Linked DNA regions of Homo sapiens: region 1 is linked to region 2. A link is a loop called in an ENCODE intact Hi-C map of the cell type or tissue named here. Cell type or tissue: Caco-2. All regions are shown on one strand. Each heading gives the region's core, and the rest is flanking DNA. Links, peaks and the distances in the headings are about the cores only.

Region 1 (11,408 bases), core at 4,822-8,821, 120 kb before region 2:
TTTAAGGTTTATCCTGGTTATAACATGTGCCAGTACTTTATTCCTTTTTTACGGTCAAATAGTATTCCATTGTACGGATATACCATGCCACATTTTGTTTACCTATTCTTCAGCCAATGGACATTTAGGTTGTTTCTGCCTTTTGGCTATGTGAATAATGCTGCTGTGAACATTCGTGTACAAGTTTTTGTGTGGACATATGTTTTTATTCTCTTATATAACTTGGAGTGGATTGGCTAGATCAAATGGTAACTCTGTGTTCAACTTTTTGAAGAACTGGCAAACTGCTTTCCAAAGCAGCTGTACTATTTTATATTCCCACCAGCACAATATAAAGGTTTTGATTTCTCCACATATTCACCAACACTCATGGTTATGAGACTTTTCAATTCTAGCCATCCTAATGGATGAGAAGTGGTATCTGATTGTGGTTTTGATTTGCATTTCACGAGTCCTAATGATGTTGAGCATGTTTTCCTGTGCTTATTGGTCATTGTTATATCTTCTTTGGAGATGTCTACTCAGATCCTTTGCTCGCTTTTTAATTAGGTTGTCTTTTTATTAGTACGTTGTAAGAGTTTTTTAAGATAGTCTAGATATGTCTTATTGTATATACGATCTGCAAACATGTTCTCCTATTCTACAGCGTGTCTTCTTACTTTCTTGATAGTGTCCTTTGAAACACAAAAGTTTTTAATTTTGATGAAATCCAATTTAGTTTCTTTTGTTGCTTGCGCTTTTGGTGTCACATCTAAGAGTCTATTGTTAAAACCCACACCACAAGGACTTATTTATCTGTTATCTTCTAAGGGAATTATAATTTTGGCTCTTTCATTTAGGTCTTTGATTCATTTAGAGTTAATGTTTATATATGCTGTGAGGTAAGGTTCCAACTGTCTTCTTTTGCATATGGATATCTACTTGTACAGCCATGTTTTTGAAGGAAGAAAAAGAACTGTGGATTGATGTGGTCATCTACCAAGACACACCTCAGCCCAGTCCACCTTGGAAACCCATTGGTCAGTCGGAACAAAACTGACCGACTGGCATAGGTCATTCAGAGCAGAACAGGGTGGAGTTTAGCAATAGAATGCCACTTAGCTTGAGAAGCTCTAGCCTGCAAGCCATAGAGTGTAACTCGAAAACTCACAAAGTGTGCCCATTGAGTAGGTAAAATAATTACCAATAAGGTCGTGATTTAGTCACCATAATTTATATACGTCTCTTACCTCCCTACCATTTCTGGGCCTTTTGGGTAGAAGTAGGATGTAATAAAAAGAGAATTGACTTTGCTATCAGAAGTCTAAGAGCTGATTCTTGGTGACTGTTGTGACATTAGGCAAGTCACTTAACCTCTTTGAGACTTAGTTTTCTTCTCTCTAAGGTAGGATAATAATACCAAGTTCCTGGTCTTATTGAATCAATCAAAGGAAGTTTTTCCAAGGTTTGGGAAAGCACATAGTACCTGGTACCTAGTTGCCACACAAAGCATGCATGTTCACACTTATCACACTCCTCTTCCCAACTGTACCATCGATTACACTGAACACTAACTGAACTGCTGCTTCAGATCATAGAAGCCAGAACCCTGGAGTTCCACACAACCACAAATTCCAGAAACACAAACCTGCCCCATAAACTATCCTGTGCTAGCCCCATTCCTCCATCCAGATCATTAACCACTGGAAGTCTTAGGAAAGGATGATACTTGGACACACCTCAACTCGGCTAAGGGTGTGCCTGGGAAGTGTTCACCCTCAACACTTCTCAGTGTTGCAAGTGGTGGGTCCAGTATCTGGCAGAAGACAGTTGATTGGAAAGAAAATTTGTAGCCATAGGACCAAGTGACTGCCCATCCGGTGCATCCTAAATGTGGGAAGAGAGGACCAAGAGAGATCTTTAGGTGTGATTTGAGATTTACCCCAGGCCTGAAACTCCACTGTGCCTTTGGGTTAAGGCATAGTGTTGTTGCCAGGATCTAATATCTTATCTGGGGTGGGCAGCAGAGAGCCAGTGGATGTGAAGATATTGGGAGGTGTAGGAAGAGCTATGCAAACATGACAGGGCACAATAACTAATGAGTAGCCACTGACATAAACACAGGAGGTTAGAGCAGAGAGGAAGGGCCCTTAGGAGTCTTCTATCCAGCTCCCTTATTTGGCAAAAGAAGACAGCTAGGGGTCAGAGACACTGGGTGGCTTGGCTGAGGTGAGGCTGTGAGTAGCTGCAGCGCAGGACACCTAATGCTCATGCCATTTGGCACTGAGGCCGTGGAAACTGGAATGTTTCGATGTGGAGGGTGTTGGAGAAAATGTCACAAAAAGAGACTGAGCATTCAGGTCTGGAGCTGAGGGCACCAGAGAAGCAGTTCAGGAGCTATTTTGTTGGGGAGAGAGAGGCCAAAACAGGCTGATGCAGAGACACAAAGGCATCTGTGTTTTCTGGAAGGTTCTTCTCATAGTTCCTCTCATAGTTCCACCTCACTTCAGGACGCCAGAAAGAAGTGGTGGGAAATCCATGACCTGGGCCTGCCTCTGCCATTGACCATCCAGGGGCCACCCCAGGATGACTACTTCCTCCTCTGAACTTTGGTCTTCCCACTACAAAGGAGATGAGTGTGAAGAAGGTGAACTCTGAGTCTGACAGCTCTAACCAGTCTCCAAGGGGAAAGCCAAGTCAGGCTTAGGCAGTAAATTAATCTCAGGAGGAACAACTTTATGTGAGCACATTTAGAAATAAGTTTAGGGTGATGATTTTAAGTTCCACCTTTTTTTTTTAATGCCTCTATTCAGGTGACATATTTGACCTGATTAACAGAAAGTACATGGGCCTAATGTACAATATTAGGAGATAATTGCAATGGATGAAAGTCACTTGAGTCAATTAACTCTTATTACCTGGAAACCATTTAGAAGAGGCAATAAATTATTGGGACAACACAATTAGCAGTCCCAGAATGAAACAGATTTCGTGTGTGTGCACGGAGAAGCCCCCCTCCTGAGGGCCTGTCAAGTTCAAGGGTACATGTTTGAGGGGATTGCTGTGCCCTTTTGTGTTCACAGGAGTGTGTTAACATGCAACAGGGCTGACATATCCCAGGCTAGACCGAAGCAATGAAATAAGCTTTCGACGCCTGAGAACAATGACGCCTGTGTCACCACCAGTCAATGGCTGCCTCAGTGCCTTGTCCCTAATAGACTCTCACTGAACGTCGGTCAGTTAGCTGAGTGATATTGAGGTTGGGTCTTGTGACTCTGCTTAAAGACCATTTCTAACACCTCCACTGCCGAATTTAAAAACTGAAACGGCTTAGCATTTAGAAAGACCTTTTTTCATCAAGTTACACATTCTATACCAGCATGGATAGAGTTGGGATAAAGAAAAAGTTTTGTATAAAAATTCTTCAAAGTACCACTGCAGTAGCAAATAGGTTCCAAGAGCCTCATCGATCTCTTATATTTGTTTTCAATCCATGGAAGAAGATTGTGTTGTCCCAGTGCAGGCCCAAGTTTAATTCAATGTGTCTTAAGGCTGTAGGATCCTGAGCTCCTTGCCACTAAATCTACACACCATTTGCTTATTAAGTAAGGAACCATCCTAGAATTCTTTTGCAATGATCTGAAATAACCTAGCATTTGCTTTCACTGACCTTTTAGTGTTTCTATCACCTAAAGCATTTTTCCTTCCACTGCTGCATTACAAGTAGGATTCAAATTCCTAACAGCAGAGGGGGAAAAAAAATCCCAAAGCACAACAAATGTTAATGATCAACATTTCATTTTTATCGTGTTGACTGTTTCAACCACAAGCTTAAAGAATTATCAAGGCAGACTGCATTAGTCCAAATAAGCTGAAAATAATACACTGGCCAGAACTAGTGCTCAGAAGGCAAATTTATATCGAGTAATTGAAAATGTAATAAAGAAAGAAATAATTGCCATAGGACACAGGTCTCTCTCTTTTGTGTGTGTACCTCCAAATATGTGGGTTTTAAAAATATATCACCAGATACTTTTGCGATAGTCAATCTGTGACTTCTTCAGTGATGGTAAATGTGCAATCTGATCTTTTGAAAGAATAAACAGTTCCTTGTTAATTAATTTATACAGCTGTCAGTGCAGCTTTCTCTGTCTTCGCACTCTAAGTGTTTCCCTGCCATAGATTTTCTTGCCGTTTCTGGCAAACCTCCAGTGAGAGCCTGGGATTTATTAGGCTGACTTGGTGCAGAGTCTATTGATTGTGGCCCCGAGGGTAATAACTAAATAGAGCTGGAGCAACAAGTCAATAACACCATTGTTGCTGCAGCCTGCATTCACTCGAGGAGTAAGATTGTTTTACAGCAGCCGAGGGTAATCGTGGGCAGATCAGTGTGTTCAACACGCGCTGCACCGTGTTAGTGCTGAGGACTATTTGAAAGCTTTCAGCGGGATCACTGGAGAATTGGGGTGGGGTACTGGGATTATGAACCCTGTGAACTCCTTCATTACAGCTTAAAGGTTTCAACTTTAGTTTTTAACATCTGCTGCAACCTTGGGGAGCTCAGGAGTAAGGCTGGTGCAGGGGAGTGCAGAAACAGGCTCTGGGCCTTAGCACTAGGCGGTCTGTTCTGGTCTGTGTCCCGGAAACAAGATGGTTATGAGCAGAGAGATTATCTCACAGCTGCTGTCTGACATCCATCCGTCTATCCGGCCTCCCATCTGTGTGAGGTGCCAGCCAGTGGCACCATCCCTACCTCCTCATCCCCCAGGATGCATTTAATGTAAACCATCTAAACAGAAGAAGCCACATTATTATAATTTTCTCACTTCCAAATCTTGAGTTAGGCTGACTTAATTTTTTTTTTTTTTTTTTTGAGACGGAGTCTTGTTCTGTCGCCCAGGTTGGAGTACGTGGGGTGATCTTGGCTCACTGCAACCTCTGCCTCCCAGAATCAAGGAATTCTCCTGCCTCAGCCTCCCGAGTAGCTGGGACTACAAGTGCGCACCACCACGCCTGGCTAATTTTTGTATTTTTAGTATAGACGGGGTTTCACCATGTTGGCCAGGCTGGTCTTGAACTCCTGACCTCAGGTGATCCACCTGCCTTGGCCTCCCAAAGTGCTGGGATTACAGATGGGAGCCACTGCACCCGGCTAGGCTGACTTAACTTTAAAAGCCATTTTTCTTGAGGCTTGCTTAGTAAGAGAAACTAAAACTCACATCTTTCAAAGCTTTTTTTTCCTAATTGGTAGTGGTATGTAAAAGTTCACTACGCTGACTTTTACATACCTGATGATTAGTTTTTTAATTACAGAAAGTAAAATCAAAGTCCGTGTCAATTCCTGTCACTCTTTTGCCTTTTAAAGAATCCTCATGGATTCTGTTTCTATACATGGATGACCAGAAAATAAAAAAGACAAGTTCCCAGGTGTGGCTGGTGCTGACCTATCTCCCAGCCTTCCAGGCTTGCCTTGTCTGAGTGGTGTCTGAATTACTGTGGTGGGGGTGGATTTCTTAGGCCCACTATAGAAAATTTCAGGACCTTATGCACACAATACAAGCACTAAATTGACACCAACAAATCAGTGCCATCTCTTCAGGTGGGAGGATGGAGACAGCCACGGAGCAGTGCTTAATTATGCAGAAGGTTTATCCTTTGAGTCTGACATAGAGCACTGTGAGGAAAGGCCATCTCTGGGGCTAGAAAGTGAAAACAAGACTTCGCCAAAAAGGATTTTATTCTGAATGTAAGACCTGCCTGGTAGAGATATCTTCCTCAGTAGTTTTTGGTGATTATCTCATTTTAATTCCATGCCTGACATTCATCAGTCAGAGGCAAAACTCATTGGCAGGGAAAGAGATGAGAGGCCTCCGTTTCCCGGACATTGTGGCATTCATTCTCTGGCCTCTTCACTAAGGAAGTGCTGCAGTGAAACTCGATTCTGCCCATTTTGTCATTTAACTTTCACAGAAGCAAATACAAAGTATTGGTGAAAGTGGCCGGGCACCGTGGCTCACGCCTGTAATCCTAGCACTTTGGGAGGCCGAGACAGGTGGATCACCTGAGGTAGGGAGTTCCAGACCAGCCTGACCAACATGGAGAAACCCCGTCTCTACTAAAAATACAAAATTAGCCGGGCATGGTGGCGCATGCATGTAATCCCAGCTACTCGAGAGGCTGAGGCAGGAGAATCGCTTGAACCTGGGAGGCAGAGGTTGCAGTGAGCCGAGATCGTGCCATTGCACTCCACCCTGGGCAACAAGAGCAAAACTCCATCTCAAAAAAAGGAAAAAAAAAAGTGTATTGGTGATAGCAAGTTCCGTAATAGCCTTATGGAGCTCACATTACTCTAGAAAGTGACCTTTCTGATCTATGAGTTGGAATTACCAGCTACCTGGATAAACATCACCTCATTTTTAACTTAATACCAAAGCCATCATCCCCATGTTGTTGAACTGAAGAACCTTAGAATGGCTTCAGGAAAGGCCGGTGACTCTGAGCACTGGTGGAAGTTCTTCTGCCAAGACCATTCACCATTGTTACCCCACTTGTCCCCCTGATAACTGATGGCCATTGTGAATTATGCCTCAATGTCACCACGTGAACCGATTACCCACAAATAACCACAACCCCGATACCATCTGGACTGAGTGCAAATCTTTCATAAAATGTTGTATTTTTAAAAAGAATTTAATTATTCTATACAGGACAAAGAGCTTTTCCTGTTCACTCTATTTTACTGAGAAAAGTCTTTGGCAAATCTATGGCAAAGGTAAAACTTGGGAGGGTTTTTTAAAATTACTTGCAGTATGAGTCACCTTAATGAAAGCTTCAGAAGCATGAAGCAGTTCCATCAGGTAGCAGTCCTCCAGGAAAAAATTTTTTTTTTAGTTTAGTCAATACTAACATACAACATATGGGCAAAGGTAGACTGCCTCCTTGCTCTACTGGGAGACATAAATAGCTTTCTTATCAGACATTTTTTTGTCTGAATCAAGAAATTCCTGTCCAGTCTGCTTAGGTTCAGCTCTGTGATCCAAGAAGTTTTTGACATATCAAGATGACCTAAGAGTTGATAAGCCTTTGGCACAGGAAAGAAATATGCAGGAGAAGTTCAGGAACTGAGTGACACATTTTCCTAAAAGAAGGAAAAAAATAAGAATAATAATCGAAGTGGATTTGTTGAATACTTTCAAATTCTCAAAGATGTTTCTGTTTAGGTGGCTGTGGAAATCTCACGTTTGCTTTATCGCAGCTTGAAAAGGAACGAGAGAAAGAAATACCAAAGGGTACACATACTTCCAGTTCTTTTGAGTGATATTACCAATATTTCATCTTGAGATTTCCAAGAGTAGAGGCCAGATATTTTCAGTCTTCTGCACTCTTTAAGGGTCAGAAGGAGTCAGAATCAACTTGGATGGAATAAACATGGGGATAAGCAGCTGAAAATAATAGCTTCATGTATTTACTAGACGCTAAGAAGTCAAAGGAAGTGGTGTGTGAGCTTGTAAAACAGTGGCTGCCAGCTTTATCTTTTTAAGAGGAGACTAGATTTTGACACAGAGATAAGCAAGCTGGAGTAAACAGTGATTTCTTAAACTGTTACCCATAAAATAAGTTTGTTGTGAACATATCTACATAAGAGAGATTGTCCTCTCTTTTTCAGCTATGGGTCAGGTTATTCTAAGCTTTTATATACTCATGCCAAAGGTGTAGGCGCTGGGCTTATGTTCAGCTATTTCAGATCATCTGGACTTGAATTTAGAGAATGTCTTTGCTCTGTTAGCACATGCTCATCCCACTATTCAAAAAAATGACCATCTCGGTACAAAGTTTCTTTGGCAGTCAAATCTGTTTCAGCATCTCCAATCAACATATGTTTTTCCTCATTTTGTATTTTCTTGTTTCTGGCATTTTATGGATTAGAATAATCGGAAAATAGGCATCTGAAGGATTACTCCCATAAACAGGTGAGATTGGCGAGAGAAGAAATTATTTTTCAACGTTATTATTAAATAGAAGCTCTCATGCTCTTTATAGCCACATTCCTCCATTTACAATGTGCTGTTGAGGCTGAGAACTTCCTTGTTCTTTAGGTTTCTCACAGATTATTTTTCTGTTACAAGCTATTTGTTACTTACTCAGTTCTGAGTTACTGAGATTGTTTAATTCTAAACTTAGTTGTATGGCAGATTACAGCTCACACCTGTAATCCCAGCACTTTGGGAGGATCACTTGAGGCCAGGCATTCGAGACCAGTCTGGGCAACATAGCAGGACCTTGTCTCTTAAAAAAAAAAAAAAAAAAAGCAAAAATTAGCCCAATATGGTGGCATGTGCCTGTAATCCCTGCTAGGAGGATCGTTTGAGCCCAGGAGTTCAAGGTTGCAGTAAGCTATGATCACACTGCTGCACTCCAGCCTGGGAGACAGAGCAAGACCCTGTCTCTAAAAATAAATAAATAAATAAATAAATAAATAAATAAATAAATAAATAAATAAAATAATAACCTACCTATATGCCTAGAATTTTAATAATTGAAAATGTGGTAGCACCATGATCTTGGTGGAAAAGGCATTGAGCAATTTCACTTGGAGTTTGCTCAAATCAGGCACATTATTTCAGAATCAAACTTTTAAGCCTTTGAAAACAAAATGTAAAAATAAGCCCATTTTTCTCCTTTGCTTCTTGCAGAAGGCGTTTCCAGTGGAGGTTTTCTAAAATTATTATAATAATTAACCATGTGCTGTCTCATGTCCCGGGAACTAGAGTCAGAGCTCAATATGCATAATCTGATTTAACCCGTGTGTTAACCTTATCGAGTATGCATTGTTGTTCCCATTTTATAGATTAGGAAACTAAATATCAGTAAAATTAGTATGTGGCTTTCTCAAAGCCACATGGCTGATAGAACCAAAATCCTTACTATGGTCCACAGGCTGGCACGATTCCGCCTCTGTTTCCTCTTCAGCTCGCCTCCCTCCCATCATTCTCCTCCTGGCTTTTTCCTCCCCGGGCACCCCAGTGTTCCTCTACAGATAAAGGGCCTTTGCACATGCTGTGCCACCTGCCTGGAATCCCTTTCTCATTCCCACTCACCCCTCCCACTTCAGTTTTTAACCTAGCGCATTCTTCAGAATATATATATATATTTTTTGACGAAGTCTCGCTCTGTTGCCCAGGCTGATCTCGGCTCACTGCAACCTCCGCCTCCCAGGTTTAAGCAATTCTCCTGCCTCAGCCTCCCAAGTAGCTGGGACTACAGGTGCACACCGCCATGGCCGGGTAATTTTTTGTAGTTTAGTAGAGGCGGGGTTTCACCATGTTACCCAGGCTGGTCACAAACTCCTGAGCTCAGGCAGTCTACCCGCCTCGGCCTCCCAGAGTGCTGGGATTACAGGCATGAGCCACCGCGCCCGGCCCAGATCTTAATTCAACATCATTACCACCTTTGGGACACCCTCTCTGGGCCTCTAGAAAAGCTCAGTCCTACAGCAGCTACAGAGATGCAGCTGTCAACCTTTCAGGCATGCAGTCTGCCCCAGGTGTTGGTACCCTCAGAGACCCATGTCAGCATCAGAGCTAGGCCACACTCTTCCCAGGCGGCCCCCAGTCATTGACTAGGCACAGTGTGTGGTCCTGAAGCTAGGCAGTTTCTGCCTGAGGTGGGATTCCTCTACGGGGCTGTCTTGGCTCCAGAGCTCATCACTGGGTTGGTTAAGACTTTGTCAGTCCTGGCCAGGAGCGGTGGCTCACACCTGTGATCCCAGCACTTTGGGAGGCTGAGGCGGGTGGATCACTTGAGGTCAGGAGTTTGAGACCAGCCTGGCCAACATGGTGAAACCCCGCCTCTACTAAAAAAACAAAAATTAGTGGGGTGTGATGGTGCACACTCATAGGTGCACACTCATAGTCCCAGCTACTCGGGAGGCTGAGGCAGGAGAATCGCTTGAACCCAGGAGGCGGAGCTTGCAGTGAGCCAAGACTGCACCACTGCACTCCAGCCTGGGCGACAGAGTGAGACTCTGTCTAAAAAGTAAATAAATGAGACTTTGTCAGCTCTGCACTGTGGTCCGAGGCTCTTCCTGCCCAATTCTGCCTCCTCCTCCATTTATCTGCTACAGGTATTACCCCCAGGAAACCTCTTGCACACCTAACTCCTTCCAGCATCTCCTTTCCTAGAAGACCCTTCGACTGACACAAGTCCCCTCTTCTAGATGCTCATAGTATCATATCTGCTTCCTTTGTAGCGATTACCACAGTTTAAAACTCTATATTATGTACATGTGATTTTGTTAAGGCCTAGAAGCTCTGTGAGGACAGGGACCTAATTTTACTCATCACTGTACCCCCAGAATGGAACCAGATCATTTCCCACAGACCTCATCAGAGCGCTTGCTGGACTCTGTGTGTCCAGGGCCATTTCACTGGCTGTCGCCAGTTGCATGCTGGGGCTTTCAAAGCAGCACTGAGAGTGGAACACTAAAACCTCACGCCGACTTGGAGGCCACACTGGAAAAGGATGTTGCAATGACGCTTGGATCAGGCCAGGCCCTGCGTGAAGGCCCTTTGGCGTCTTTTTCGGCGTGGAAGCGCATGCTCTTTCTCCTTGAGGAGAAGATAGGACCTTAGCGTTTCCAAGGCCTTCTGAGTGAAAACATCTGTATCCGATCTTTCCCGTCGCGGCATATTAGTGAAGTCTGGCTAAAGAGCAGCTTGTAGTTGACAAGACTCTCATCAGAAGGTGTCACTGCCATCAGCTGGAATTATAGTGGGGCTGTTCGAGCTGGTGCCCTAGCCAGATGCCAGTCTGGGTAATTACATTTGGTCTACCTAAACTCCCTGCAGACTTCTCATCGGACACAGCATTCTTCATCTCTGCCCTGAACTGCTAGGGAGTGTTTGCTAAGAGCCTTTCAGCTGCTGCCATAGTTCATTCCAAAAATGGATACATTCCTGAAGGACCACTTGTCAGGGGGTGTTACTGGGGGGGATTCCAGCTTGGAAGAGGGCTGGCCTGGCTAGGTGGCCCTGAAGGTCCCTTCCCCTTCTAATTTCGATTTTGTGATTCAGTGATTATAACTCAAACTGTAGTGTTCGTGGAACTGGTAAGAGCCTCATAAATGAAAATACCATCAGATCGAAAGTGCAGAACTTGGTAGGAAAGATGTTCAAATAACACACACACACACCAAAAAAAGTAGACACGAATCTGGATATCCCTGGGACCCAGAAACAGTCACAGTTACATTTCCTCTCTCAAGTTGATTCTGAAGCCATAATTAAGTGAAGACAAAAACATATATACATTGAATGAAAGGTGTGTAATCTTTGGGATAATTCTGATGTAATTAACACAGCAGAGCTGCATTATGGCCAATGTACAATGAGTGGAATTTTCCAACATTGATTAAGCGGACTTGAAGAGAA
Region 2 (11,408 bases), core at 3,218-7,217:
AGGTCTAGAGGATGGTGGAGCCACCAAATGCAAAGAGCTTGGGTTCATGACACCTTCCAGAGGAGGTCACCTGCTGAGTACTCCTGTATTGAGCTGTAATATGATCATGAATTCAATTTCTATTGTGTTTAGCCATGGAGATTTTAGTATTTTTACTTGCAGCTGTTACATGAGGAAACTGAGGTTCAGTTTAAATGACTTTAGGCTGATTATATAATAAGTTAGTCAGAGAGGGCTATGATTTAACCCAAACCTAGCTGTCTCTGATTCCTGTGATTCTAATTACTACAATATACTGCCTCTTTGCTAAGGGAAAAAAAAAAAAAAAAGCAAGCAAATGAAAACAAACTCCCTATGGGGGCAAACTCAGGATTTTCCAAACTGTGACTCCCCCTGGCTCTGGAATGTTGTACCCAGCAGAGTTTTGTGAGATTGCTGAATAGTTGCCTACTTTAAGGGAGTGGGGAGGCAGAGGGGAATGATGTGTGTTGATTCCCCACACACGCCAGGCACTTTACATACATGTTATTTCCCTTCACAGTAACCCCTGGGACAGTATTAATGCCACTAATTTCCCCATTAAGGGGGAAAAAGATGTGTCAGTTGAGGGGTAACTGTTAAAAATGCATACCGCCAAAAGATGAATTTCGGGCTCTGGTTGAGTTGGATTGAGGCTCTTTGTTTTTGGGGTTTGGCAAGGCTCTGAGAAGCTAAGCAACTTGCTCGTGTTTCTGTGGTGAGGAAGCCACAACACTGAGATTTGAATTTATCTCCCTCTGATTCCAAGTCTAGTGCTGCTTCTTTTCATTACCACCTCAAGGAAGATATCATTTCAGGGTCCGTTTCTTTTATTCCTTCACTAATTGATTCATTTAATCTTTATTGAGTGCCTACTATGGGCCAGGCACTCTGCTGGTCTCCAGGGATCAGGGCCAGAAAGAGGGTGAGGCAGGAAGGGCACCCAAGGCACGGCATCTAAGGAGGCACTGGCTCTCAGGCACTCACCCTGAACTCCCACAGTCCTGAAGGTGAGCACCTTTTTAAAGTTTGTGCCATAGGCACTCGGTTGACCCCACCCTAGTCCCATCCCTGAAGGAGTAGTGAGCAAACCAGACCTGCACTCTGCCCTCAGAGAGCTGACACTTCAGTAGCAGACATGCAAGCTAAGGAGATTCCAGTTACCACAGCAGATCACCCACAGCTTCCTCCTAGAAAACCACCATCACCTTATTATGCTCACAGAGTCTATGGTCAAGAGCTCAGACAGGCCCAGAGGGCATGGCTTGTCTCTGTTCCACATGTTTCGGGAATCGGCTAGAAGATGTGCAACTTAGGGGTGATGAGGACAAGTGGGATCAACTGGAATCACCTGGAGCTTCATCACTCATGCATGTGGCATCTGGACTGTGATGAGTGGAGAGTCAGGCTAAGCTGGGACTGTGCAGTGGAGCACTGCATGTGGCCTCCCCAGGTGGCCCCAGCTTCTCACAGCCTAGTGGCTGTGTCCCCAGGGGACACATTTTGAAAGGGAGCACTGAGAGAATGAGGGGCAGAGTCACAAGGTTTCATTTATATCTCGTACCCAATTGGTCAAAGCAGTCACTAGTCTGCCCAGGTCCAAGAGGAGGGGACAAAGCCCCACATTTCGGTGGAAGGAATATCAAAGTATTGGTGACCATTTTTAAAATCATCACAATGACCAAAAAATAAAAAAATTTAAAAAAAGAATGAATAATTCTTCTACAGAGGAAATGAACTATGAAAGTGTGTAGCAGAGAACTGAACTGGTAATAGTAATATGCTTCGTTCATCCAACCACATTTATTGAGCACCTACAAGGAATCAGGCGGTCAGCAGAGGGACTAGAATAATAGATGCTCATATAGGGGAGGAACAGTTCTGCCTGGGAAGGCAGCGCAGGTCTGCCTTGCTTTTGTCTGTCTTTGTATGCAGCCATAGAGGTGGTGCTGATCCATTACATGAACTGGTTCAAATGTGTGTGTGAATTGTGTCCTGAGCTCCTCTCTGTGCTTGTCTTGGGGAGGAGTTGAGGGTGACAAAGAAGGAGCAGTTCTTGACCCTGAGAACTTGGAGTTTGTGCTGTCAGTATCATCACCACCATCATTATTATCAGGAACACACTGCAATGGATACCTTGATATCCATAACAATCCCTTGCATTTCTGAAGTGTTATTGGTCAGGGTTCTCCAGAGAAATAGAACCAGTAGGAGATACAGACATGAATGGATGGCTAGAGAGATGATAGATAGGTAGAGAGATAGATGATAGATAGATAGATAGATAGATAGATAGATAGATAGATAGATAGATAGAGGAAGCGATTTATTGTGGGACTTGGCACATATAATTATGGAAGTCAAGAAGTCCCACAATCTGCTGTCTGCAAGCTAGAGAATCAGGAAAGCTGGTGATGTCACTTGGTCTGAGTCCAAAGGTCTGAGAGTCAGACAGCTAATGTGTAAGTCCTGGTCTGAGTCCGAAAGTCCGAAAACAAAGAGCTCCAATGTCCAAGGGCAGGAGAAGTTTGATGGCCCAGCTCAAGAAGAGAGTGATATCCCTTCTTCTGCCTTTTTGTTCTATTCAGGCCATGTATTACATGATGCCATCTTCTTTACTCAGTCTACTGATTCAAATAGTCAAGCTTTTTGGAAACACTTTCACAGACACTCCTAGAAATAATGTTTTACAAGCTATCTGGGTATCCCTTAGCCCAGTCACGTTGACACATAAAATTAACCATCTCGTGAAGGGATTGTGGGTTCCAAAGCTCATTCACACTCCTTAGCTCACATGAAGCTCATCTCCAACCTCCAGGGCAGGAGGGTAAGCATCCCCCACACTCCCATTTTACAGATGCAGAAACTGAGCTCAGAGAGTTTAAACCAAGGGCATCCCCCAGATGGGAGAGCTAAGCATGGCCTCCAGACTCTGCACTGGCCCGTGCCTGGAGGGTTTTTTTTTAATTCTCCAGTTTTAACATCACCAATCATCAGAAAAATGCAAATTAAAACCACAATGAGATATCATCTTACACCAATCAGAATGGCTATGATTAAGAAGACAAAAAATAACAGAGGTTGGCAAAGACGCAGAGAAAAGGGAACGTTTATACCCTGACAGTGGGAATGTAAATTAATACAACCTCTATGAAAAATAATATGCAGATTTCTCAGAGAACTAAAAAAATAACAACCATTCCATCCAGCAATCCCACTACTGGGTATCTCCTCAAAGGAAAAGAAATCATTATATCAAAATGATACCTGCACTCTTCTGTTTATCACAGCACTATTCACAATAAGAAAGATACAGAATCAACGTAAGTGTCCATCAACAGAGGACTGGATTTTTTTTTAACGTGATATTATATACAGTATATATATATATCGTGTATATATATACACGTTATATATGTATATATACATGTATGTATATATGTCATTATATATACATGTATATATATCATGTTATATATATCATGTATATATATCATGTTATATATATATCACATATATATGATATATGATATATATATACACACACACAGTGGAATACTACTCAGCCATAAAGAAGGAATGAAATCCTGTCTTTTGCAGCAACATGGATGGCTTATTATCTTAAGTGAAATAAGCCAGGCACAGACAAATACCACATGCTGTCACTCATAAATGGGAGCTAAACAATGTGTACCCATGGAAGGAGAGTGTGGAATGATGGACAATGGGGACTCAGAGAGGTGGAGGGGGTGGGAGTGGATGGATGCTGGGAGGTTGCTTGGTGGGTGCAATGTGCATTGCTCCAATGATGGAGGTACTGAAGGCACTCACTTCACCACAATGCAATATGTCAATGTAGCAAAACTGCACTTGTACCCCATTAATATATACAAATAATTTTTTTAATTAAAAACTTCTTTAGTTCCTTTTCTACCAAATTCCTGTGTCTTCCTGCCATCTGTCAATCCTGACTTCCCTTTAGGGCCATCCATTTAGAAATAAACAGATAAGGCCAGGCATGGTGGCTCATGCCTGTAATACCAACACTTTGGGAGGCTAAGGCGGGTTGATTACCTGAGGTCAGGAGTTCGAGACCAGACTAGCCAACATGGTGAAACCCCATCTCTATTAAAAATACAAAAATTAGTTAGGCGTGGTGGCACATGCCCGTGATCCCAGCTACTTGGGAGGCGGAGGCAAGAGAATCGCTTGAACCCGGGAGGCGGAGATTGCCCTTCAGCGTAGGTGACAAGAGCGAAACTCCATCTCAGAAGAAAAAAAGAAAAAGAAAGCAATGGATAAAGTCACTGAGCACCCCTGTGCCAGGTACCATGCAAAGCACTCACACGTGCTAGCTCAGGTCATCTTCCCAACACTCTACAAGTGAGGTAGAATTATTATCGTCTTCACCTTACAGATAGGGATAAACAGCTTAGGAAGTGACAGTGACTTTCTCAAGGTCACAGAGCAAGTAAGTAAGCTGTGGAGAAGAAACTGACCCCCCATCAGTCTGACTTGAAACCAACTTGGGTACTGCTGCCCATGGATGCCCCTTCTCCACCCCAGCTCTTGCCGTGGGAGCCTTTGTCCCCAAAATGCTGGACTGAGATGGACGCTCAGTGACCCGGATTAGGGTGCTCTGCCCTTGCCTAGGATGAGGTGAATATTCACTATCATGACCAGCTTGGGGAAATCGGGCCTCGCTGACGTCATCAATTATGCATGGTCCTGGGCTAAGCCCTTGCGCTGTGGGACTTGGGGAAAGGTGCTTCCAGGGAGAGGGCAGCAGCGCGTTGAGTCACTTGCCTCTTGTTTAACTCTTTCCCTGCTGCCTCGACTCTGGAGGCGGGGTTTGGGCCTGGGGTTCCGTTTTGGGCGTCTCTGACAGGGCTTGTGTAGAGTAAGCCGGGTTTCCACCCCAGTCCGCTCCCTCCACTTCAGGCCTCATTAGTGCCCGCAGCTCGGATTTACACAGATGTAAATCTGGCCATTAGCACCTCACGCTCTGGCAAGGAGGTGTGGCCAAAGGGAATTTAAGGGCAGCAGGGGGTGGGGGTGGGGAGCAAACTTTGAGCCCAACTTAATGTTTAACTTCTCGGACAATGGGATTGTCAGGCTTCCCCATCTCTATTCCAGGCAGTTTCTTGGGGAAAGGGTCGATAAATACCCACAGATAACAGACGACGCTGGGTGGGTGGCAGGAAATGGATCGCTAAATTATACATCAGATGCAAGGTAGCTAGGTCGGGCCAATGGGAAGCAACTTCTCCAGGGAAAAGCTTCCAGAGCCCCCAGTTCTCTCCCTAACCACACTTTAGCTTTCCTTTGTCTGGAAAGAGAAGCCACTAAATGCCTCTTACCCCAGTGTTAACTCTTTGTTAGGAGGGAATCTGAAGGGAAGATAATTCCAGGAGCGGGGAAGAATGAGAAAGAGAGAAAGAGAAACAGACCCATTTCTGGTAAATAATTAACACCAAAAAATGTTTCCCTAAAAAAAAAATGCCCAGCAGAACTTTCAACTTCTCCAATTTGGGAAGTCAAAAGTTTAACTGGGCGCCAGGCGGCTGATGCCAAGACAGGCCTCCAGCTATGTAACACTGGCCATGCCTGAGCTTGGCTCTGGACCTCTCCTTCCTGAGGAGATGTGGCATCTGGGTGACAGCAGTAGAGGGCCTCTAGCTTTCTTCCGGAGCCGCAGGCAGGGAGGCAGAAGCCTGGGGTCTGTCATCCTGGGTGTTTGGAATCCCCCCACAGGGCTTCACAGAAGCACAAGTATGTCATCAGGCTGATCTCAAGTCGAGACATAAGTAGCATCAGTTTGGGAATCACACCTGGGTCTCCATTCCGGCTTGGTAGTTACCTGCTGTGTGACTTCACACAGTTACTTAACCTCTCTGAACCAGTTTACTTAGCTATAAAATGGAGTCAACAAAACTGCTTTGGGAGAGTTGTTGCCAGGATTAGACACAGTACATGTCAGGGGTCAGCAAACTATGGCGTGTGGGCCAAATCTAGCAGGTGCCTGTTTTTGTCTCTTTATATAAAGTTTTTAAAACAGCCACCCCCTTTGAATGACTGATTGTCCATGGCTGTTTGCATGCTACAACAGTGGAGCTGAGTAGCAGAGGCCCTGCAGCTCTCAAAGCCTAAGGTATTTACCTGTTAGACCTTTGCAGAAAATGTGGCTGACCCTGGGATATGTAAAGATGTAGCTTGGTGCTTCAGAAAAGTTCAAAATGTGGAGGAAGCAGTGGTTAGTGTCATTAATATCATCCCAGGCTATTCCACATCTTGTCCTTCATTCTTTAATCTGGAAAGTGTGACTCTTGCGTCCCTTGTGTATTTTGCTACTCATAGATCCTGCCTCCACTCACACTCTAAGTGCTGGTAATTACATTTGGGACAGGGGCTTTTCTATGCTCCTGAGTGTGCAGGAGATGCTAATGACAGCACCTCTTGCCCTTGTTAGGACTAGACAGGCCTCCACCCTAGGTGACAACCTATCTTTGACCCCTACTCTTCTCACCAGCCTACCCAGTCCACCTCCAAGGTCTGTGGACTTTTTTTTTTTTTTTTTTGAGACAGAGTCTTGGTCTTGTCTCCCAGGCTGGAGTGCAATAGTGCAATCTCGGCTCCCTGCAACCTCTGCCTCCCAGGCTCAAGCAATTCTCCTGCCTCAGCCTCCCAAGTAGGTGGGATTACAGACACCCACCATCTTGCCCGGCTAATTTTTTTTTCTTTTTCTTTTTTTGTATTTTTAGTGGAGATGGGGTTTCACCATGTTGGGCAGGCTGGTCTCGAACTCCTGACCTCAGGTGATCCGCCCACCTCAGCCTCCCAAAGTGCTAGGAATAGAGGCATGAGCCACTGTGCCCGGCTGGTGTGTGGACTTTAACTCCTTCACTGGGCTTAAGTGATTGGTGTCACAGAAGGAAAATGAGTTTTGGCATTAAACACGCTAGCATTTGTTTTTGGTTTTGCTTTTATTTCTTTATTTGAAATAGGGTCTCCCTCTGTCACCCAGACTGGAGTGCAGTAGCGTGATTGCAGCTTACCGCAGCCTCAACCTCCCAGGCTTCAGTGACCCTCCCACCTCAGCCGCCCAAGTAGCTGGGACTACAGGCAGGAGCCACCATGCTTGGCCAATTTTTGTATTTTTGTAGAGACAGTGTTTTACCATGTTGCCCAGGCTGGTCTCAAACTGCTGGGCTCAAGCGCTCCATCTGCCTTGGCCTCCCAAAGTGCTGGAAATACAGGCGTAAGCCACCGCACCCGGCCTAGACCTGCATTTGAATCCCAGTTTGGCTCCTTCTCCTCTCAGCAAGACCCTGGGCAGGTATGACCTTGATCAAACACGCCCCATATTCCCCTGGCTCACCTTCAAGGTCACCCGCCATTCCCTGTGCCTGCTGACAGTCTCCACCCTCAAGTGCCCAGGGTCTCCCCTTGGTTCCAAGAGAACTTGCTCAATCTTGAGTAGGGCAAGCAGAGTGCCCTAGATTTAACCCCTCCAGAGAAGGCATCCCCCAAAGAGGGCCAGAGGCTGTTGGCTAAGCATCTCAGCTTCCTCGTCCCTTTGGGGACAAGAGATGACACAAAGCACTGGTTCCTCGGAAGGCCCCCAGCAGGATGAAGCCTCAGTTGTCCATAACAGCACCTGCAATGTCTCTTCCTTCCCTGCTCCCTTACTGGTGCTTCCTGGGATCGCCTCCTGAATAAACTACCTGCTCCCAAATCCTCCCAAATGCTAAGCTCTATAAGCCTCAGTTTTCCCAATGGTAAAAGGGGTCTGGCAACATCCACCTCATAGGGTTGTTAATGAGTGAGACTATGTAATAATCCTTGCAGTGGAAAAATCCAGAGGTGCATCTGCTCTCTCCCTGAGCCCTTGTCTACTATGTGCTCTATGGAATGAGGTGGGTGTTTATGAAGTCTCATAATGTCATGACCACCATGGGTTAGTAGCCAGTGCACAAAGGCTAAGGTTTGGAGAATATGAGTTATATGCTTGCATCAGTACTTAGGTTCTTACTGGGGCTCCCGTGACAAATGAAAAATGGCTACTATAGAAAAGAAAGGAAATGGAAGTCTCCATCTTGGTGAGAAGACAAATACACTATTCATTTGTCAGAAAGATTTCAGGTCCTTTCAGAAGTAGCATGAAAGAGCAGAGAGTTTGAATCTTGGCCCCACCACCTAAAATAGCTGTGTAAATGTGAACAATTTACTTGATCTTGCTGAGCCTGTTTTCTGTATTGCAAAATTGTAATGAGAATTTAAATAATATCAGTAACCCCTTTGAGTAGAGGCAGTTCTATTGTGGGTAAGAAACGAATGATACGGTCTTTGCTTTCCAAGATCTTAGAATCTCACTGGGAGATAGGGCCAGGCAGGTGGCTCACACCTGTAATCCCAGCACCTTGGAAGGCCAAGGCGGGCGGATCACTTGAGGTCAGGAGTTTGAGACCAGCCTGGGCAACATAGTGAAACCCCTGTCTCTTCTAAAAATACAACAATTAGCCAGGCATGGTGGTGTGCACCTGTAATCCCAGTTACTAGGGAGGCTGAGGCAGGAGAATTGCTTGAACCCGCGAGGCAGAGGTTGCAGTGAGTTGAGATCATGCCACTGCACTCCAGCCTGGGCGACATGGCAAGACTCCATTTAAAAAAAAAAAAAAAGAATCTCATTGGGAGATAAGATCAGACACAGGAATAGCAGAAGCAGAGCATGACTGGATCCTTGGCCAGCAATATTTACTGAGCACCTACTATGCACTAGACATTGAAATGCAGGTGCTTGCTAGAAGTGGTCACAGGAGACTCTCCCTCTACCAGTATTCATCTTATAAGCCACCTTTCCTTCCTTCCTTCCTTCCTTCCTTCCTTCCTTCCTTCCTTCTTTCTTTTCTTCCTTCCTTCCCTTCTTTCCTTCTTCTTCCCTCCCTCCTTTCCTTCCTTTTCCTCTTCCTCCCTGTCTCCCTCCTTCCCTTCCTTCCTCACTTCTGTCTTCTCTTTCTTTTTCTCTTCTTTTCACCCATATTGTTTCATTCCTTCCTCTCTAAATCTGTTTTTCCCTCCTTCTCTGTCAGCACCATAGACCTCCAACCAGCGATGTTACTTGATCTCAGGGGAGCTGCAGGTCCAGACAATCCCAAGCCCTGGAGATCCCATCCATCCTTCAGGGTAAACTGGGAGCATCTTCTTCCACCCCCAGAGTATTTGAATTTGAATGGAAGGAGGAGCATCATAATCACTGAATGCATCAAATATCTCTGAGTCCCATTATATGTAAGGTTCTCTACAAATAGCAGTACGCTGGAACCAGCTCATACTAGCTTCTAGGAAACAATTATTAAGTTTTCAGGATTTTTTTCTTAAATTTATTCATTATTATTATTATTATTATTTGAGACAGAGTCTTGCTCTGTCAACCAGGCTGGAGTGCAATGGCGGGATCTCAGCTCACTGCAACCTCCACCTCCCAGGGTCAAGGGATTCTCCTGCCTTAGACTCCCAAGTAGCTGGGGTTACAGGCACACGCCACCACACCCGGCTAATTTTTTTGTATTTTTAGTAGAAATGGGGTTTCACCATGTTGGCCAGGCTGCTCTCAAGCTCCTGACCACAGGTGATCCACCTGCCTCAGCTTCCCAAAGTAGTGGGATTACAGGCGTGAGCCACTGTACCCGGCCTTTTAATTTATTTTTTATTTTTTGAGACAGTTTTCCTCTGTCATCCAGGCTGGAGTGCAATGGCACACTCTCAGCCCACTGCAACCCTTGCCTCCTGGGCTCAAGCAAATCTCATGCCTCAGCCTCCCGAGTAGCTGGGATTGCAGTCATGCACCACCATGCCTGGATAATTTTTGTATTTTTTAGTAGAGACAGGGTTCCACCATGTTGGCCAGGCTGGTCTCAAACTCCTGGCCTCAAGTGATCTGCCCACCTCAGCCTCCCAAAGTGCTGAGATTACAGGTATGAGCTATCATGGCCAGCAAGTTTTCAGGAATTTCTGAAGTGGCTGATGTCACATTGGTAGCTTGAAGTCAGCCATGATGGGACTATTTACACTACCGAAATTGGCAACTGCTACAAATCAGAAATGTATTTCCTCAGAGAGCCAGTTGTTAAACATTTACCAGCACACCACTGCATAAAATATAGGTTATACAAGAGAGACAGAGATGTGTAGAAACACACCCTGCCTTCAAGGAGCTACATAGGAGGTGAGATGATAACGATGTTGAGAATGTTGCTGATTTATAGCCAGGAAATGAAAGTTCAAGTTTCAGCTGAGTCACCCAGGGCAGGTCATTTTCTTTCTCTGGAACTCAGATTTCTGTTAAATGGGAATTATGGTAATATCTCCCTGCCTTTTTCACTGGGTTTTTGGGGAATTCACCAAAAATGATACACATGAAAGAAAACCCATTGGGGCCAGGCGCGATGGTTCATGCCTGTAATCCCAGCACTTTGAAAGGCTGAGGCGGGTGAATCACATGAGGTCAGGAGTTTGAGACCAGCCTAGCCAACATGGTGAAACCCCATCTCTACTAAAAATACAAAAAAATAACCAGGTGTAGTGGCATGCATCTGTAATCCCAGCTACTCAGGAGGCTGAGGCACAGGAATCGCTTGAACCTGGGAGGGAGAGGTTGCAGTGAGCTGAGATGGCACCACTGCACTCCAGACTGGGCAACAGAGTGAGACTGTGCCAAAAAAAAAAAAAAAAAAAAAAAGGCGGGGGGGGGTGGGTGTGGAATTATGTAACATCTCTCTGCCTTTCTCACTGGGTTATTAGGGAATTCACCAAAAATGATACATATGAAAGAAATCCCATTGGGATCTATACTGAGCTGTTCCAATCATAGAAACATCCAGAAGGAACAAGACTTCACCTGAGTGCCCCCAAGAAGGGATTTAACTACACACAGGACCACCCTGATGAACTATTAGAAGCCAAGAGAAGCAAAAATTGAGTTTTATGTCCCCTGGTTAGACTAGAAGCAGCTTGACAGCCGGGCCCTGTCTGCTATTTCTTTGTGCCCTTCACCAAGTATAACACAGGATTGTGATCCTAAGGAATAAACAGGTGGTTCAGGGAGGAGGCCTGGGGGCACCTGTGGTGAGTCTACCCGCAAAGGCTGTGCTATGAATGGAGGCAGAGATAGTTCTGTCTTTTCCAATCTACTGCAAAGAGGCTGTTGGGGCTGTGTGCAGGTATCTGAATGATGAAATGGAATGTCCTTGATGGATAAGGAGCAATAACTATTGCAAGCACATGACTTGGATTGGGATCTTTTTTAAAAATGTTAATCTAGGCTGGGTGCGGTGGCTCACGCCTGTAATCCCAGCACTTTGGGAGGCCAAGGCGGGCAGATCACGAGGTCA

The links. A loop is a pair of places that touch in the nucleus more often than their neighbours do. Peaks named below come from ENCODE experiments on the same cell type or tissue, not always from the same donor. Only the 100,000 strongest peaks of a DNase experiment are listed, where the experiment ranks them.
Region 1: a loop joins it to region 2, with 5 times the contacts of the local background. A loop is called at or near these places in 1 of 110 quality-filtered maps.

What each region holds. Positions count from the first base shown.
Region 1 is chr10:112,771,845-112,783,252 of GRCh38, forward strand. All of the region lies in intron 7 of VTI1A (vesicle transport through interaction with t-SNAREs 1A), which reads left to right. Among named protein-coding and RNA genes, the nearest start is that of LINC02935, 110 kb to the right of the region's middle. In Caco-2, for the core only: no CTCF peak of the experiment used is centred there; a DNase peak (open chromatin) is centred at 6,923.
Region 2 is chr10:112,893,994-112,905,401 of GRCh38, forward strand. The region is part of intron 1 of LINC02935 (long intergenic non-protein coding RNA 2935); the gene reads left to right. Among named protein-coding and RNA genes, the nearest start is that of LINC02935, 8.7 kb to the left of the region's middle. RefSeq lists enhancers at 4,871-5,683, 7,271-7,771. In Caco-2, for the core only: no CTCF peak of the experiment used is centred there; DNase peaks (open chromatin) are centred at 4,888 and 5,668; H3K4me3 peaks cover 1,240 bases.